Regions from separate parts of the Homo sapiens genome. Here region 1 is linked to region 2. Evidence: read pairs that join two places in POLR2A ChIA-PET (ENCODE). Cell type or tissue: PC-9. All regions are shown on one strand.

Region 1 (2,500 bases), 1.3 Mb before region 2:
TTTTTGACCCATAGGTTAATGAGCAGTACTTCAGTTTCCAATTTGTGGACATTTGTCCAGATATCTTCCTTTTATTCCTTTCTAATTCATTCCATTTTGGTCAAAGAACACCTCATTTTTTTCTCATCTCCAGTCTCATTGTCTTTATGTTTGGTCAGATGTTTTGGGAACCATTGTTTTATATATCTTGTCTGTTTTTGGTTTTGTTTTGTTTCAGCTGGGAGGGTAAATCTGCCCATGGCTACTTAATGTTGGTCAGAAGTAGCAGTCTCCTCTCATACACTTTTTTTTTTAATTAGGAAATATTTCAAACATGTACCAAAAGGCTGAGAATAACTTATGTCTCTTTTCCTTGAGTAAATGTTCTGCAAAATTTACATTGTATTTTTTTAAAAATAAACGTTTTATAGATGTAAGCCCTACTTTTTTTGACATTCTTCATCTTACTGCCTACTACGTTTCCTTGCTGTACAGAGGAAAATGTGGCAGATGAAGTCTTACATTCATTATATTCTTTTACAAGTTTTTTTAAATTTAATTCTTTTCCATATTTATTCAAGGAGATGCATGTTAATAGATTGGTTTTAGCGACAGTGTAGTGTCTCATTGCATTGCATATATTATAAATCTGTTTTTTTGTATAGATGATTATATGAATTGCTTATGATTTTTCTCATCACAAACAATGGTATGACAAACCTTTTGCATTTTATATACATGATTATAGCTTATATGCATCTAGAAATGGAATTGCTGGTTCTGAGCAAACGAATATCTTCAAGTTAGCCATATGTTGATTGCCAAGTTGTTTTCCATATTATAGTTCCTTTTCCTTACAGATTATATTTTAATCTTTTTCCAGTCATTTTGGTAAGAAAAGATACCTCATTATCTTAATTGTATCTTCCTGATTGTAACAGGATTGGTATATTTTCATTTGCTTATTTTCCATTCTGGATCCATTTTCTATGAATTACCTGGTCATATTTTTCTAACCAGAATATTGAGAGAAAGCAACTCAAATGACATTTTACATTTCTTTATCTCAGAGCACTCTTAGATAATGGTGAAAGTAATCCATATGTAACTTATATTCAAATTAATATGGTTCTTGGGTCTATAGTTGTTCTAGTATTTTTCTTTCCATGCATTTTTATTTGTTTTGTGTATTTGAAGGAAACCCAGTCTATTGGACAGTATTAGTAGTATATGGGAACAAGACTGCTGTTTGGTTTTATTCAGTAGCATCACTAACACTAATGCAGATTGTTAACCTAGAGAAAAAATGTTGAAATTATTCATTATTAAGGCTTTCCTTAATACATAAATACCTGGTGATATTGTGTAGATCTGCAGTGGTGGCCTACCTGTTAAACTCGAATATGGTTTTGCAGTTGAACCTGTTAAACCTGTAGATCTTGTATTGTGTGAACAGAAATAAGGAAACTAGTTATGGGTATTAACTGGTTCTCTATAGGTTTTTGTTGTCTAACCCTTGCTCATAATGAAATAAGTCATTTTATAAACTTTATTCCATTTAGTAGTAAAGTATAAGATATTTCAAAGTCTTGTGACTATTTGTGTTTCTTCGGGGTACTGCTTATATCCATGGAAAAAAAATGTTTCTTTGTTTTGGAATATATGACTTGATGATACAATAAGTCATACTTCAACATTACTAATCCTAAATTGTGATTAAAATGTAGTTTAGTTTTATTATATTCAACATAATGTAGTGCCTCATTGATGAGAAATGAAGTGTATTTCGCAAATAAATTAATCTTAGGCCTTCAAACACATAAAACTTTTTTTTTTTTTTTTTTTTTTAAAGTAGAGATGGGGTTTCACCATATTGGCCAGGATGATCTTGAACTCCTGATCTCAGGTAATCTACCTGTCTCGGCCTCCCACAGTGCTGGCATTGCAGGCGTGAGCCACCATGCCCGGCCCCTAAAACACTGATTTTTAACATTGTTTTTGGAGATTACATTTATGTAATATATGTCACATTTTGCTGCCTGATTTACAGAATATAGGCAGATAATTTTACTTGTTCTTTAGGCAAGTAGCAGTCTTTATTTCTGTATCTAATGGCCTTTGTGGTTAGTATGATTCTTTTTTTTTTCTTTTCTCCCAGTTGTATTTTGACATTGAGCAGCTGTCTTTCCATTCATTCAGCAAGTATTCACTGAGCTCCTGCTATATTCAAAGCATTATTCTGGGGCCTGTTTATATAATAATAATCAATTTTTTTTTTTTGAGACAGAGTTTTGTTCTGCCACCCAGGATGGAGTACAGTGGCGTGATCTTGGCTCACTGCAACCTCCGCTTCCCGGGTACAAGTGATTCTCCTGCCTCAGCCTCCCGAGTAGCTGGGATTACAGGTGCACACCATCATACACCGCTAATTTTTAATTTTTTTAGTAGAGATGGGGTTTCACCATGTTGGCCAGGCTGGTTTCAAATTCCTGACCTCTAGTAATCCACCTGCCTTAGCCTC
Region 2 (2,500 bases):
TTCTGCAGTATAATTTAAAAAATAGTGTCTCTTTTTTTCCTTTTTAATTTTTATTTTTTGAGACAAGGTCTCACTCTGTCACCCAGACAGTGTCATGGTCATGGCTCAGTGTAGTTTCAACCTCCTGCTCAAACAATCCTCCTGCCTTAGCCTCCTGAGCAGCTAGGACTACAGGCACGTGCCACCACACCTGGCTAGTTTTTAAATTTTTTGTAGAGAGGAGGATCTTGCTGTGTTCCTCAGGCTAGTCTCCAACTCCTGGGCACAAGCCATCTTCCTGCCTCAGCCTCCTAATGTGGTGGGATTGCAAATGTATGACACCATGCCCAGCCAAAACTATTCTCTTACTGAAACAAACCTACCTTTTTATTCGTAAGAATCTTTCCCCTTGGAACACAGTATCAGAGTTTGTCAATCAAAACTACATTGTTTACCTTATCATAGAATAAATTGTTTGATTCAAAAATTTTGATTTTTGTAAAGTTGATCTTTGAAGAGCCAGATTAACCACCTGGATTGAGTAATGTGTCCTGTGTGTTGCCTACCTCACCAGTTGAATTGGAGAGACCACAATGAGCTGAATTTCTTGGTTTGGCCAGAGCCTTTCTTTGTGGGTAGAGAGGAAATGAGAGCAGCAGAAAATCTGGAGATAGGATCAGCCACCTCCCCTAGTGAGATCTGAGAGACTCCCTTGCCCCATATCTCTTCCTGTTGGATAGTTGACAGGGGCCACTGCTTTGGAATAAGTCAGCGAAGATCACTACCAGGTAGAGAATGGAAAGCCTCCTTTGGTTTTAAGGAGGAGAGAAACACTGAGGCACTCCAGGAAAGGGAGTGTTTATCATAGATACACAAACTGGAACCAGAAAACTGTTCGGGGATTGAGGGAGCTCTAGGGACTGGCTGTTTCCTTTATCTTTCTCATAGCCAGGATCATCTCCCTCTTGTTATCTTTCTGCTTTTTTCCTATGAAGTGTCTGCTCTGTCTTCCCTCTTTATCAAGAGGCCAATCCCGGCCGGGCGCGGTGGCCTGTAATCTCAGCACTTTGGGCGGATCGTGAGGTCAAGAGATGGAGACCATCCTGAACAACATGGTGAAACCCCATCTCTACTAAAAAAAAAATACAAAAATTAGCCGGGTGTGGGGGTGCACACCTGTAGTCCCAGCTACTCAGGAGGCTGAAGCAGGAGAATCGCTTGAACCCGGGAGGCAGAGGTTGCAGTGAGCTGAGAATGTGCCACTGCACTCCAGCCTTGCGACAGAGTGAGACTTCATCTCAACAAAAAAAAAAAAAGAAAAAAAAAAGAAAAAAAAAGAGGCCAATCCCTCAATCCAAATGCCTGAGAGAGCAAGTCCAGTTGCCTTTGTTCCGTGAGGCTACCCTTTGGGTAGAGCTCTTTGCCCAAGGCATCTTCATGAGTCATTAACCAACTGATGGAAAGGCTGCCTCAGGCCAGGTGTCTACCTCTGGTCCACTTAGGGTCCCTTGTGCGTAGACACCAGCCTAAGGTAACTTCCTGATCCTGGGGATTATGGATGTGGCAGTTTATACTAAAAGCAACTGTTGGATGACAGTGCCTAGGATCTGCATTTAGTCTGAGTCCCAATGCGATCACATGCCTAATTTGTTTGACCAGTCAGCGCTCAGATTTCTTCCTCTGTAAATAGGGGATAATAATGAAACCAACTTCACAAAGTTGTAGTGAGGCTCCAACAGGGTAATATATTAGTGAAAGGGCTTTGTAAACTATTAAATATTATACGAATGATATTATTATCAAAAAGAGATAACCTCTTAAGCCATTTTGACCCCTTTGGGTTCTCAGGCTAGTCATTCATCTTAAAAAGGAACATGGCAGGGAACAAATGGGGAGTGTCAGGGGGCCGGGAATCTCTTGTTACCCTCTGTTAAGGGATGTCCAAGGACAGCTAGCTGGGAGTCTTGGGCCTCAGGGCATCACAAGGCTCTGGGTTCTTGATGTGTATATGTATAAAATGAGGGGGAATAGAGGACCCCTTTTCTCCTTGCCTCTAGTGACACATCCCTTTTCATTGATAACCCCTCCAAATTTCTTTAAAGAGAAAAGGAGACGAGAAGTAAGAAAATGAAAGTTGAAAAGAGAGAGGTGATGGTGACTAGGCAGAAGTAATAAGATACTGGGTGTGAGTTCCCTAGAAGGGCTGGGCAGTTCAGCTCACAGAACTGAATTGCTGGGGAATTTTGGCTCACAACTAAACATCCTGCAGCTGCCAGTAAATGGCAACCCCTTTGTATGAAATGTGGCCCTGACCTTGGGCAGAGCTCCATCTGAGCACCCCTGGACCCCCTGACTCACTGCTGAAGTAGCTAAATGAGGGTGGAGCACTGGACGGAGTACAGTGGCTTTGTAATTAAGTTTACCAAGTCCCTCATTGCACAAGGGGAAAGATGGAAAAGAGGTTGGAGAGATACTTCTTTAATAAGATCCCTGTCCCAAATCTGAAACCTAGGTCCTGTTT

What was found. Peaks named below come from ENCODE experiments on the same cell type or tissue, not always from the same donor. Only the 100,000 strongest peaks of a DNase experiment are listed, where the experiment ranks them.
Region 1: POLR2A ChIA-PET joins it to region 2 with 5 read pairs; 1 of 35 experiments calls an interaction of 5 or more read pairs at or near these places.

What each region holds. Positions count from the first base shown.
Region 1 is chr1:88,706,813-88,709,312 of GRCh38, forward strand. The region is part of intron 1 of PKN2 (protein kinase N2); the gene reads left to right. Among named protein-coding and RNA genes, the nearest start is that of PKN2-AS1, 23 kb to the left of the region's middle. In PC-9, no CTCF peak of the experiment used is centred here; a DNase peak (open chromatin) is centred at 1,409; H3K4me3 peaks cover 804 bases; H3K27ac peaks cover 1,091 bases.
Region 2 is chr1:89,972,993-89,975,492 of GRCh38, forward strand. All of the region lies in intron 2 of LOC105378847 (a long non-coding RNA gene), which reads left to right. Among named protein-coding and RNA genes, the nearest start is that of ZNF326, 21 kb to the right of the region's middle. In PC-9, no CTCF peak of the experiment used is centred here; DNase peaks (open chromatin) are centred at 619, 1,419 and 2,269; H3K4me3 peaks cover 1,784 bases; H3K27ac peaks cover 2,500 bases.